Regions from separate parts of the Homo sapiens genome. Here all the other regions are linked to region 1. The links are chromatin contacts, found by Hi-C or POLR2A ChIA-PET in ENCODE. All regions are on one chromosome and are shown on one strand. Each heading gives the region's core, a stretch centred on a gene start or an enhancer-like site at or near the end of the contact. The rest is flanking DNA. Distances are from core to core; before and after follow the strand shown.

Region 1 (4,666 bases), core at 1,355-3,854:
AAAAAGAGGAAATTCTGTGCACCAAGGTTAATTCCATACTTAGTCCTGCAGCATCGGCTAAAAATTGTGTAATTTTTCCCCTTCACACAATGTTGTTTTTGTTTCTTCCTCACCAGTTCAGACAAACATCTGTTATACTGCAGAAGGACAACTATCTCCCAAACCACGGACTGCGCCTGCAGCCAAAATCAACAACGCGAGCCCCAAGCATCGAGCACAGTCAGCCTTTATATCCAGCCGGGATAACATTTCACATGTTTTGATTAAAATTAGCTAATTTGTAATTCTAGAACCTATGAAACTTAAAAGCTGCCATCCATATAGATCACATTAGGCAGCGTTTTAAAGGGCCAGAGCTCCTTGTGATTTCCTAGTGGCTTTCACCTCTCTCCCCCTTCCCCACCCCCAACCTAAAATGAAATGCAAAAGTAAACTGGAAATGCAGGACAGGAGGTAAGGGTAAGTGAGGAAGAATGGTTATTATGGACTGTTTGAATTTTGTTCCCATCAAAAAACAACAACTTCTACCGGTCTTAAAAAAAATAAAATAAAACTGTCCATCATTGGAATCAACAGTGGTTTCCACCATAAGAAACAGCATTGATTTCCAAGGCAAATCTCCCTTAACTCTCCGTTGGACTCATGCTGCACCTCATGCTTCCAGGTACTAAGTTCCTTATCCAGTAATAAAACCCCTAATTCTGATATTTAGGTTGCTTCTGACATTTCTGAGAAGTAAAGCTAAGCATATGCACCTAGGTACGCATACATATATGATATATATCCATGCGTCCCCTGCTAAGCGTGAGCTATGATAGAAAATGCTTGTTCTAATGAAGAAAGCGTCAAAGCGCAATAAATTTGACTTACTTGCACACCATTTTCATCCAGTTTGTTTTTTAAATACAAACTGAACCAAAACTGGCCAAGTAGTAGTATTAAGCCACCTGGTAGTATTAAGGATTTCATGCAGAAGATGGGGAACACCAAGAAGACCGCAAAATGCAAACCTGCTACTTTTTGATGGCTCGCAGAAAAATAAATAAATTGTTTTATATCAATAGAGACTCGTGAAATCAACACAGAATAAAACCCTCGCCCAGGCAAAAGCCGCAACTTCATGGAAAATAAGGAGGTGGGGGGCAACGAGGGGGTCCAGAGCTGAGCGGTGCTCTTGTGCAATTGCTCTAACGCGAACAGCTGGAGCGCCAGGCTGCTGCGCTCTCCACCTCTGGTGCACCGCTGGCCTGGCGGGGAGCCCAGCCTCGCCGAGAGGACTCCGGGCCGGCCTTAGCGAACAATGGACAGGCGCCCTGCAAAGGCCGCCCCTCAGACAGCTGTCCTCCAGCGGGGCTGGCCGGGGTCTGCTTGGCTGGGAAGTGAGGCAGGCAGAGGCGAGCGGGAGGCGGAGGCTGCCAGTGGTGAGGTGCGGGCGGGGGCGGGCGAGGAGAGCGGTCAGGACCGTGCCCAGACCCGCGCCTCTCGGGCCGCAGCTCGCCGGGCACTGACGGGCTCTTCACGCCGTCGCAGCTGGTTGGTTGGGGGGAAGCGGGATTGAGGAGCAGGAGGGTGAGCTGGGGGAGAGGGGTGGAATAGAGCTCTCTCCGGGGTGCCCCGGCCAGGAGGCTCCTAACTTTGGAGGGACCCTGAGGATGATTCTCAAAAAGGGGGGAGAAACTGCACCGTCCACTGGGAAAGCCTCTTCCCCTGCCCAACGCCGCTCGAGTCCCCGGTGCCCTCGCCCTGAAACGCGTCCGTGCCAACCTGGGATTCGTAAGGTTAAATAGTATGTGGTCCCCCCTCATCAAATCTGAGGTTGGCAACAATTTCGGGGATGCAGCCCTCGAGTTGGCCTCTGCTTTACACCTGGAGGAGGAGCGGAGCCGTTCTGGGCATCCTACAGAAACTGACAAGCGCGCCCCGGTACCCCCCAGATCCATACCACGGCCCACGGGGAGCGGGCGCAAGAAAGAGCTCAGTCTCCCTGGCCCCCGAGATCAAAAAATACCTTCATCTCCTCATTGATCTCCCTTTTCACTGGGTGAGCCGGCTTCCTGCTCCGTTTATTTTCGGGAGGTCTCCCTTCTTTCTCCATTTCTGCCATGTTTTTGTGTCTGGTTTCTGTGGAGATGAAATGGCTGCTGCCGCCGCCGGCGGTGGTGGTGGCGGCGGCGGCGGCGGTGGAGGTGGTGCTGATGGTGGCGAGGCTGGCGGAGGTAGCGGTGCTGGCGGGGCCGGACCGAGCCGCGAGGGGGAGGGCAGGCGCCGAGAAGCGGGGTCTCTTCTAGCGGCGGAGGACGTCAGTGGCTGTCACGGGTAAGGATAGTGCGGAGAGTCTCGGGGATGCCGCCGCCGTCGCTCCGGCTCCTGCTGCCGCCGCCGCCGCCGCCGCAGCCAACGCCGCCGCTGCTGCCGCTGCCCCTGCCGCCCTCGCTGCCGCTGCCGCTCCCGCCGCCGCCGCCGCCGGGCCGCATCCTCGGGGCCCCGTGGAGTCGTCAGCCATCTTCCGTCGCTCGGTCCGTCCGCATGGGCGCGGGGAGCAAGGGCCGGCGCGGAGAGCGGCCCCGGGCGTGCGTGCGCGGCTGTGTGTGAGCCCGGGAGAGCGCGCCAGCCCCGGCGCCCAGCGCCTCCCGCGAGCCGAGCCGGGGGCGGGCCGGGGGCCGGCGCGGGAGGAGGGGAGGGAGCGCGGCCGGGAGGGGGTCGGAGGGAGGGGAAAGGTGGGGGGGGCGAGGACAGCCCCCCGGCTCTCGAGCGGGCGTGGCTTCCACCGTCACTGGATACGCGGATGCTGCGCGGCTCCGGGGGCTGCTCGCAGCCGCCTGTTCATCCGCGGCGGGCACGGGCGGCTCGCGGCGCCCCCCGCGGCCGCCACCTCCCCGCCACACGCCAGGGGCGCCGGCGCCCGCTCGGAACCCAGCCCTGCTTCTCAGCTCCGCGAGGTGGGCTGGGTTGCGTGTGGAGTTGGTTTTTGAGCCCGTCCTAGGAGCCGCTGAGGAAAAATGAATGGGGGTGAAAGGAGAAGGTTGGGCGGCGGGAGGTCGCGAGACCTGAGGTCGCCTGGCTAGAGGGCCGCCGTCCCCCGGGGAGGGTTGACTGAGCCTGCCGCCTCGGGGGTGCAACGCTGGGGTCTCGGGGAAAGGAAACCACAGCCCGGACGAGCTTCCCCCCACTGAGCTGCCAGAATAGTTTCCCCCTCCGGGGGCCACCGCAGAGTGCGCGGAGGCTGGAGACCCCTTGGAGAGGTCCCCGCGCCCCGCCCGGCCGGTCCTCCACGCGGCGCTGCCTCGGACTGCAATGGCAATGAAGCTTTTGCCTCTCAAAGAACTACTTAGAAGTAGGACATCTCGGCCTTCAGCCCCTTCATTTCTTTTTCCCCTTGTTCCTTCTCTCTTTATCTCTCTCTCACTTATGCCCTGCTTCAAAGTAACAGCTTTACGCGTGACCCCGCCTGCACCCTTATCTGGGTGTCCTGGGTTTCGCCCAAAAGGTTGGGCTGAGTGGGAGCTTCTGGGAGCGCACGGTCCCGCGTAGGGTCCCGCTCACCCGGACCCCGAACGCCCTCGCCACGCCCCGGTGGGATCCTCCCCTCCCCGCCTGGTTGCACTTTCTCCTCCCGACTTCCCAGCTAGCGCCTGCCCTCCATGGAGCGGTGCTCGCTCCCTCTGCGCTCACAAGTCCCCTCTTTGGCCCTCTCCTGCCACGCCTGGGGCCGAGGTCTGATTGAGTCTGTCCCTGTCCCTGGGTTGAGGCATTGGGGGTGACGACTGGATGATGTTTCTGTGATACGCGCGGCTCTGAGCGCTCCCACACGTTGCAGAGGACACATTGACGTTCCCGGCTTCTCCTTCCCGCGCCTCGACACTTCATAATTACCTGACACAATGCGATATGGGGGTGTCCATTGTTCCACTGCATGTTACTGTGGAGTGTTCGTTATGACAGTGGTGGAACTTAAAATTACACAATTTTTTTAAGTTCCTAAAAGAATGAATTCCGTGTGGGGATATGAGTAAGCTTTCCATTAAATCTCAGTTTGGCCTGTCAAACGAGGCTCATTCTGGGTATTACATCGCCTAATTTGCATTTTAGCATTGTTTTGTTTCTTAAATGTCACATTAGAGATACATGGGCGTGTACGCAGGAGAGCTGAGTACCTCCACGTTGCCTATTTTGCATTTTAGCATCATTTTGTTTTTAATAAACGCCAACTTAAAAACATCTGGGAGTGCACCCAGGAGGGCTGAGTACCTCCTCCCTCCTGATTTCTTCTCTTCCCCGTCCCGGGGAGGCGAGGGGAAGCTGCACCCTGCTCCCCGTGGCTGCCTAGATCCTGGGCAAGCCAGGAGGCCAGAGCGAGCCAGGCTTTGCGCCTGCAAGGGGTCCGCGCGAGAAACACTTACGCCGAGGAAAAGTTAAAATTCCTGGGACGCCCAAGAGTCAAGAGAGGAAGACTGATGAGGTTTTAGGGGAGCTTTGCAGTACAGGCGTCCTGTATTTGCGATTTTCCCAGTAGCCTCTGAGAACCTATCTAGGTACACTCAGGTCGTGAGCCGCGAGTCCTGTGGCCGGGTCTCAGAGCCCGCAGCAGCCCACAGCGCACCTACGACGACCCAATAACGCGGAGAGGAGCCTAAAGCTGTCGCAGCAACCTCCCCCCACTCCTGGA
Region 2 (4,666 bases), core at 1,558-4,057, 250 kb after region 1:
TTTTCATTTGAAAAAAGGAAGATAAATTTTATTAGAAGTGAAACATAGGGCATGAGTAACTTGGATAAGAAATTTAAAATTTAAAAGTATAACCCAGGGACTCTGGGTGGTTCAGAGACTGGTTAGAATATGAAGAATTGCACTTTGGACATCTGCCAACGTTTGGTTCAAGTAACCACAGTTCCTAGTAGGCACATCTGGCCTCACCTAAGCAGCATATTGGTATGCAGAGACCTCACAGGATGGATGACCACAGTGGACCTTTCAAAGACATGCAAGTTCACTACTATGGATGGAGGTTAATATCTGATTGTAAAATGGGTGACTACTGGTCTAGTTCCACTTGTAAAAAGTTACGTTGTATAGATAGTATGATGAAGATGACAACAGCTAAGCAAATAACCCTGTAGTAAGTGATTTGCCTGTGTTTCTTCATTTAATCCTCACAGAAATCCTGAGAGATAGGTACTACTGCTATCCCCATTTTACAGATGTGAACACTGGGGTTGAGAAAAGGTTAAGTAATTTTCCCAAGGTCACACAACTTGTTAGCTCTCAGGGATTTGAAGTCAAGAGCCCAGACTCTTTTTTTGTTTTGTTTTGTTTGTTTTTTTGAGATGGAGTTTCGCTCTTGTTGCCCAGGCTGGAGTGCAATGGCACGATCTCGGCTCACCACAACCTCAGCCTCCTGGGTTCAAGCGATTATCCTGCCTCGGCCTCCCAAGTAGCTGGGATTACAGGCATGCACCACCACACCTGGCTAATTTTGTATTTTTAGTAGAGACAGGGTTTCTCCATGTTGGTCAGGCTGGTCTTGACCTCCTGACCTCAGGTGATCTGCCCACCTCAGCCTCCCAAAGTGCTGGGATTACAGGTGTGAGCCACCATGCCCAGCCCAGGATGGGGGCATGGCAGACCACAGTGGTCTTGGAAAATGCAACAGTTAGGCACAAAAGCAGGAGTGCCTGTCCTCACCTAGGTCTGTAGGAGTGGAGCCCCAGCCAGGACCTGCCTTTCTCTACCCAGCACTTCCCCGTACCCGCTCCCATATCTTCTGTACTTTAGTGAAACCTGATTTGATAGCATCTGTCTGCCATACCTGAGATCCCACTCTATGATAATTATAGTGACCAGTTCTGGCTGTTGAGACACTGTTTTCCCTTGGGATATTTCCAGAGTGTTCAACTTAGTTCCATATAAGATATCTATATTTCACAATTAAATATGTTAATTTTTACATGAAAGCATTATTGTTGGTTTTAAGGTTCTTAATTTATCTACTCTTACCATTTGTCCACTATAATAAGCTCAGTTCATTAATAATTGTGTGACCATGTTTTAAGTATTTTTTATGTCAGGGAAACCTGACAGCTACGACAGTTAATACTTAGATAGCCCTTTACAGTTTGCTTATACTTTCTTTGTACACAATCACCTATGAAAAGGGTGACATTTGTTGGTATTCCCATTTATAGAGGAAAAGCCTGAAATTCAAACATAACAAATGGCAGGAAAGCATAGTGTCTGAAAATTATTTGTTAATATATTAACATGTTTCACAGTTCATAATGAACCCAGGTTTTTCTTGACTCTCAGTCCCATGCTTTTTCTAATATTTTTAATGTGTTTCTTCCTGAAAAAGAGAAAAGAAGAAGCAACAAAGTCTTTGAAGGGCTGTTGATTGTACTTGAACCACCACTTAGCAAGCACCAATTGCTGACTTTATTTAAATACAGAGATTCAGAGGAATGCTAACCTTCATTAGCTACATTTTATTAAAGAGACTTTATAGCACTGCTTCATTCATCTGTCCTCTTTCCCTGCCACCTCCTCATAGCCCTTTTTTAAGCAGTTAAATTTCTGAAAATAGCCAAACCATTTAAAGGGCCATTCTTTTTTAATAATGGAAACAGAATGGTGTGGTGGCTCAAGCCTATAATCCCAGCACTTTAGGAGGCCGAGGTAGGAGGATCTCTTGGGGCCAGGAGTTCAAGACCAGCCTGGACAACATGGGAAGACCCCATCTTTACAAAAAATAAAATAACTGGGCATGGTAGCCCATGCCTGCTCAGGATGCTGAGGCGAGGCAGGAGGATCACTGGAACCCAGGAGTTTGACGTTACAATAAGCTGTGATCACACCACTGTACTCCAGCCTGGGTGACAGCAAGACCTTGTCTCTTAAAAAATAATAATTTTTGGCCAGGCGTGGTGGCTCACGCCTGTAATCCTAGCACTTTGGGAGGCCAAGGCAGGCGGATCACGAGGTCGGGAGATCGAGACCATCTCATCTCTACTAAAAATATAAAAAAATTAGGCGGGCACAGTGGCGGGCGCCTGTGGTCCCAGCTACTCAGGAGGCTGAGGCAGGAGAATGGCGTGAACCCAGGAGGCGGAGCTTGCAGTGAGCCAAGATCGCGCCACTGCACTCCAGCCTGGGCGACAGAGCAAGACTCCGTCTCAAAATAATAATAATAATAATAATTTTTTCAAAAAGAATGGAAACAAAAATGCATAGTTGAACTGTAGTAGTGGGAGTGCTTCTTGATGCCTCCATTTGTGCCTCAGGTCCAATTTAGGTTAACCACATTTCCCTTCCTAACCAGAAAAATTCTGGCTTTTTTTCCTGAGTGTGCTTACCATTGCAATGGCTCTTCAGAATTTGTTTTTTCTAACAGCGCAAGAAGTACTTCAGATGCCAGAGAGAGCACTGCCCCCACATGGAGTGCTTTCAAGGTTTTCATGTTCTGGCAGGACTGGGAAGCAGCCACAAGTGGAGGTCATGTGGGAAGAGAGGCTCCTCTGTGGATCTCTGTTGCACAACCTCCGTAGCCTTGGGCCAATTTAGTACACAAAAGAATTTTTTTGTGATTTAAAAGAAGCTGCAAACCATTTCATCTTTCTAGGGGTAAGAGGATACAATAGCAGTCTGTTTTCTATATGGCAGCTTAATGCAGTGGTGAAGATCCTGGGTAGTAGGAAAATAGCTTTCTGTTAAATAGCATATATGTGACTAAGGTAGATGCATAGCAAAAAATGCAAGGGAATTGGAACTGGATACATTAGAAGTCACCTTCTCCAAAAGAAGTTTGTAGAGCAGCCGGGTGCGGTGGCTTACGCCTGTAATCCCAGCACTTCGGGAGGTTGAGGCGGGCAGATCACGAGGTCAGGAGATCGAGGCCGTCCTGGCTAACACGGTGAAACCCTGTCTCTACTAAAAATACAAAAAATTAGCTGGGCGTGGTGGTGGGCGCCTGTAGTCCCAGCTACTCGGGAGGCTGAGGCAGAAGAATGGTGTGAACCCGGGAGGCAGAGCTTGCAGTGAGCCGATATCTCGCCACTGCACTCCAGCCTGGGGACAGAGCGAGGCTCCGTCTCAAAAAAAAAAAAAAAAAAAAAGAAGAAGAAGAGGTTTGTAGAGCAATTACCTAATTCTCCTTAAAGCTGTGAAAATGTACATGACTTATATTACTAATACTTTTTTTTTTTTTTTTTTTTACCGAGTCTCGCTCTGTTGCCCAGGCTAGAGTGCAGTGGCGCGATCTCAGCTCACTGTAACCTCTGCCTACCCGGTTCAAACGATTCCTGTGCCTCAGCCTTGCAAGTAGTTGGGACTACAGGCACACACCACCACGTCTCACTAATTTTTGTATTTTCAGTAGAGACGAGGTTTTGCCATGTTGGCCAGGCTGGTCTTGAACTCCTGGCCTCAAGCGACCCATCCTCCTCAGCCTCCCAAAGTGCTATTACTTACTCATACTTACTGTACTAAGTAAGTTGAATTACAGCTATATAAACATACAAAATAGCTTAGGAAATTCATCCTTTGTTCTATCCATTGAAATATATTTTCATTTTTGCATTGGCTAGTTTGTGAACCATTTGCTCATTATAATAAAAATTAGCCATTCTGCTTTCTTTAGTGTTTATAAGAAAATATCTCCCCTCTCTGCTTTTTAAATGTTAGCTCATTGAAGAAAGAAGCATTTGAAATAGAAAAATTGCTTTTTTTTTTTTAAATTTTTATTTTTTACAGGTAGGGTCTCAGCCAGGTGCGGTGGCTCACGCCTGTAATCCCAGCACTTTGGGAGGTGGAGGCAGGCTGATCACCTGAGGTCAGGAGTTTGAGACCAGGCTGGCCAACATGGCGAAACTCCATCTGTACTAAAAATACAAAAAAAGCTGGGCTTGGTGGTGCGCGCCTGTAATCCCAGCTACTCGGGAGGCCGAGGCAGGAGGATCGCTTGAACCTGGGAGGTGGAGTTTGCAGTGAGCTGAGATTGAGCCACTGCACTCCAGCCTGGACAGAGTGAGACTGCAGTTTCAAAAAAAAAAAAAAAAAAAAGGTAGGGTCTCACTCTATCATCCAGACTGGAGGGCAGTGGTGTCATCCTAGCTCACTGAAACCTTGAACTCCTGGGCTCAAGCAGTCCTTGCCTTCCGAATAGCTGGGACCACAGTAGCCTACCACCACACCTGTCTAATTTTTTAAAACTTTTGTAGAGACAAGGTCTCACCATACTGCCCAAATTAGTCTTGAACTCCTGGCTTCAAGCTACCCTCCCTCCTCAGCCTCCCAAAGTGTTGGGATTACAGATATAAGCCACCATGCTCAGCTGGAAAATTGCATTTTAAATGGTCAAGAGTTCCCCAGTTAAGCTGTTTTA
Region 3 (4,666 bases), core at 610-3,109, 160 kb after region 1:
TAAGATTGCGCCATTGCATTCCAACCTGGGCAACAGAATGAGACCCTGTCTCAAAAAAAAAAAAAAAAGTTTACCTTATAAATTTTGTAGAAAACTCTTGGCTAAGTTTAGTTGAGATAACTAGAGAAAATATATAAAAATTTAGAGTGAGTACTAACTACCTGTTAGTCCCTGGAAAGCAAATGGACCTCACATTGCCTTGTATCCCATATATCTCTGTTTTCGGTTAGGAATTCCATTGATTTTCAGTCTGCTGACTTTGACCCTTTCTTATTAGTCATCTGCTTGTATATTTGGATAACCACACATACAGATAATGAGCACCTACTATTTTTTTTATCTCTAATCCTAAAATAATCCTTGCAAAATACTACTTGATACATAGTAAATATTCAATAAATATTTGTTACATAAGTAAGTTATTCCTATTTTACAGAAGAGATTGCTAATACTCAGGTTGACTTATCTGAAATATTTTAGCTAGAAAGTGATAGAGTTGGGATTGAAATCCCATTTTTATCTCAAAGTGTATACTCTTTCTACTCAGCAGGAGCTATTAATCTGTATGCACATGGTGCACTGTGATGTAACCTTGTGTTTCTAATTCTTGTCTAGCCTCTAGGAAACAATTTCATTGCTTTTGGTCCTTCACATAACATGTTGGCAGATGGTCATTATAATCCAAGCAATTTGACTAAAAGAACTTTGGAAAAGAGTAGGGGTACGTTGTGAACATGAAACCTTTCCAAATAACATAAATGGGCTTTATACTCAAGTGTATAGAATCCACAGTTACATTTAGGGAATAATCCTGGCATGTAAACCCAGGCTATTTTCTATAATCAAACTTCATCTAGTAGGTCATTGGGGGTGTTTGGGTGTTTTACACACTTGTTAATGTGAAAAAGTAATTTGGTATAGTGCTATGAGAAACCATTAATTTGTTTCTCTACCCCTGAAGTCATTTGTTTAGCTCTTGCTTCCTTAATTGTTCAAGTGTAACTTTTGCTGGAGTCTTGTATCTATAATGCTACAGTGAATTATTTAACATTTGAGGGAAGTACTAATTTGGGAGCTTTTTAATTCACCTCCAAACTACTGGGATTTACCTTGTTGGTATTTTTTCTCTCATAAAACTTGACTTTGATATCAGATAACGGGACCTGAGTAAATTACCTGAAGGACCAAATGGGAGTTAGGTGATCTCTTTTGTTTGGCCTAAGGATATAATTGGTGCTGTGGATGTCTAGTGAACTAATCATATAACAGCCAGGAGAGGCAGAATTTAGGCTAAAATGTAATAACTACATTTTGAAAATCGGGCAAGAAAGCCACATTTATAAAAATGTACTGTAAACATTCGCCATAGCCTTTTGCCAACAAGACTGTGAACTTTAGGTTTATTCCACTAACCTTGACTTTTAAAAAATTGGTTGCAAAGCCAGTCAAGTATTACTAAATTTACAGTTATCCCTAGCTACAATCAAGAAAATGTTTACAACTTCCCATTCTATTAGTAATAGCATAGTTTTATTTTGTGTACAAAAGATAGTTTATTACAATATATAATGCATATTAAAAACTATAGATTTTTCTCATGATATGATTATTAAGTTTACAGAAATTCACGTGAATATTTTGGCTGATGGTTCCACTTTCTCGGTTGTTTTATCAAGAACTGACTCAATCTTCTCTTCTAACTAGTAGTTAAAAGCAGACCACAGACTGAACATATTTGCACTCTACTTTCATTTCCTGAAGTTTCCCAGCACCTTAACTGGTAGAAGAGACTGAAGCAAGTATGCCAAACGCACTTTCTTTTCTTCTTGAGTACCCGGCTAGACTACATTTCTCAGCTTCCCATGCAGGTGGCTGGCCATGTGACTGAGATCTAGCCAATAGAGTAGGAGTAGAAGTGATATTTACTATTTCCTGGCCATAAAAATGTTGCATCTGTAATACTCCTTAAGCAGATGATCTGGGAAGTGACCCATTCAAGATGAAAGTTGCCTGTGTCCCTGAATCACTCTTGAAGGAAAGTCACCTGCCCATCAGGAACATCCATACAGACTAGATGTATGAGAAGAAAAATCTATTTGTTAAGCCACTTAAATTTTAGGGTTTATCTGTTGACAGCAGCAAATGTTACCTTTTTCCTTTTTTTTTTTTTTTTTGAGACAGAGTCTCGCTCTATCACCTAGGCTGGAGTGAAGTGATGCAGTCTCGGCTCACTGAAGCCACTGCCTCCCAGTTTCAAGCAATTCTCCTGCCTGAGCTACCCAAGTAGCTGGGATTACAGGCGCCCGCCACTGCACCCTGCTTCTATACCTCACAAAGACGTGGGGTATAGAAGTACCTAGCAGGGCCCAGAACAGTACCAACATTGTAATTAATAGGCACTCAGTACATAACTGTTACATGATTGTATGAATTTATGGAAAAGAGACTAGCTTCATTATGTATGCAGGTATTATGGATTGAATTTTACCCTCCCAAAATTCATGTGTTGAAGTCCTAACCCCTAGTACCTCACAATGTGACCTTATTAGGAGAAAGGATCTTTACAGAGCTAATCAAGTCAAAATGAGGTCATTAGAATAGGCCCTAACTCAATATAACTGGCATCCTTATAAAAAGGGGAAATTTGGACATAGATATGCATATACAGGGAGAATGCCCTGTGAACTGAAGGCAGCCATCTACAGGCCAGCCTCACAGCCCTAGAAACTCATATATGAGAAGCAGGGAATGAAGATGAGGTGGAAAGGAAAGGTTGAAGTCACACTGTGAAGGGCCTGAGGAATTAGGGCGATATCCTGGATAAATTGTGGGGAGTTCAAGAGGCAGCAGAGTGGACTTGGAATCTGGAAGCTGACTGCACCACCTGCTAGCCGCACCTCAGTATGTACTTCACAGAATGGTTTTCAGAATTAAACGAGTGAGTAGAATACTGCATGGCATAGTAAGCATTCTGTAAGTGTTTGCTCTTATTCTTAGCTATTATCAAAAAGGTGTTTAAGCAAAAGGGGTCATGTTACTGTATCTGTGCTATGGAACATAATTAGCTGACGCTTAGAAGGTGACCCTGAGAGGTGAGGTCCAAGATAGAGAGTCAGCCAGGGAATTAGTGAAGTCGTCTAGGCAAAAGCTGAGAGGGAAAGCAGAGACATGGAGAGGGGTTGGAGCTGTTGCCCATAGCAAGCAGTTAAAAATTGGCTGAGCCAGACCTGAACCCACTGGGTCCTTTGATTTCATGCCTTTTTCTTGTTAGCATTTACCAATTTTTCTTCCAGAGCTTAAGTTGTAACTAGGTGTTCAGTGGGACAAAAGGTTCTGGGATCAAATAAGTGTGGGCATGCCAGGTTAAACAGAGTTAGAGAGATTCCTTCATTTGAGAATTCTTAGGAGTTAGGTACGGATTTATGTATCATGACTCTGAGATATTGTTTCCCAGTCATTTGACTACAGAACCCATTGGTCCCTGTCAGTAGTAGTACACCTTGTGGAAAGCGGCAAAAGTTTGGTAAATGTTTCTCTGTATCAGCATGCCTAACTTTGAATCCTAATGAGAACTCTGTGAGGCAGAAATAACAGTTTCAGGCTGGGCACGGTGGCTCACACCTGTAAACCCAGCACTTTGGGAGGCTGAGGTGGGTGGATCATTTGAGGTCAGGAGTTCGAGACCAGCCTGGCCAACGTGGTGAAACCCCATCTCTACTAAAATAAAAAAGAAAAGAAAAGAAAACAGTTTCACCAATGAGAAAACTGAGACTCAGGTGAAGTAACTTTCCGAGGTCCCACATTAAGTAGTCAAGTAGAGGAAGAAATATGTATATTGGTTATAAATTGTCTGGGTTCAAATCCTTGTTTCATCACTTACTAGCTGTGTGACCCCAGACAAGTTAGATAACCTCTCTGTGCCTCATGTCTATTAAGTGGATTAAATAAGTTAATACATCGAGAACCCTTAGAACAGTGCCTCATACATAGAATATGCTTCCAAATGTGGTTTATTATTGCCATTCCAGACCCCAGTCATGCTGCTTCATGGTCTTTATTAGATTTCCCACTCCTTCAGAGTAGGCACTTAGCTTTGTATACCTTTACAACTCACCAATGCCTTGGACATAGTATTCATTTAAATCTCTATCTGGATGACTGGATCTTCTGTATAACATAAGTGTTTTAGACTGACGCAAACATTTGAAACACATGTTTTACAGTGTAAGTCTTACAGAGTAGTTTAACATGGACGATGACTTAAAGGGATGGCAGTTTATTATGTCCTTTGCAACCTGTAGTTCAGGATGTGAGCTATAACCAGATTCTAAAGCATTCTTCATGAAACAATCTTAATTTTTAAGCTAGTTATTATGTGAAGCAATATAATATATTTAAAGAAGGAAAAGAAAAGTGTTGACCGGGCACCATGGCTCATGCCTGTAATCCCAGCACTTTGGGAGGCCGAGGCAGGTGGATCACAAGGTCAGGAGTTCAAGACCAGCCTGGCCAAGGCGGTGAAACCCTGTCTCTACTAAAAATACAAAAAAATTAGCTGGGCATGATGGTGGGCGCCTGTAATCCCTGCTATTCAGGAGACTGAGGCAGAGAATTGCTTGAACCTGGGAGGTGGAGGTTGCAGTGAGCCAGGTTCGTGCCACTGCAC

What was found. Hi-C counts contacts between places; a loop is a spot of excess contacts on that map. ChIA-PET counts read pairs that join two places held with the same protein, here RNA polymerase II (POLR2A). Pooled maps may share reads with other maps.
Region 2: a loop to region 1 is called in a map of prostate gland, with 2.5 times the contacts of the local background. The contact joins the enhancer-like site here to the promoter of SOBP in region 1. A Hi-C loop is called at or near these places in 1 of 168 maps with a recorded cell type or tissue (prostate gland) and 1 of 50 pooled maps. POLR2A ChIA-PET finds 5 or more read pairs at or near these places in 1 of 52 experiments (activated T-cell).
Region 3: a loop to region 1 is called in a map of heart right ventricle, with 2.1 times the contacts of the local background. The contact joins the enhancer-like site here to the promoter of SOBP in region 1. A Hi-C loop is called at or near these places in 2 of 168 maps with a recorded cell type or tissue (endothelial cell of umbilical vein and heart right ventricle) and 3 of 50 pooled maps. POLR2A ChIA-PET finds 5 or more read pairs at or near these places in 2 of 52 experiments (Panc1 and activated T-cell).

What each region holds. Positions count from the first base shown.
Region 1 is chr6:107,488,055-107,492,720 of GRCh38, reverse strand. It overlaps SOBP (sine oculis binding protein homolog), which reads right to left and starts at 2,604. Exons shown (of 7, transcript NM_018013.4): 1 at 2,009-2,604. The coding sequence starts at 2,104. RefSeq lists silencers at 2,225-2,284, 2,325-2,374.
Region 2 is chr6:107,240,077-107,244,742 of GRCh38, reverse strand. The region is part of intron 4 of PDSS2 (decaprenyl diphosphate synthase subunit 2); the gene reads left to right. Among named protein-coding and RNA genes, the nearest start is that of BEND3, 130 kb to the right of the region's middle. Within about 2 kb of position 2,807, at least 3 of the 41 ENCODE cell types and tissues checked have a DNase peak (open chromatin) inside an H3K27ac peak, as active enhancers do; they include prostate gland, where a contact is called at or near this core.
Region 3 is chr6:107,327,509-107,332,174 of GRCh38, reverse strand. The region is part of intron 2 of PDSS2 (decaprenyl diphosphate synthase subunit 2); the gene reads left to right. Among named protein-coding and RNA genes, the nearest start is that of PDSS2, 130 kb to the left of the region's middle. Within about 2 kb of position 1,859, at least 3 of the 41 ENCODE cell types and tissues checked have a DNase peak (open chromatin) inside an H3K27ac peak, as active enhancers do.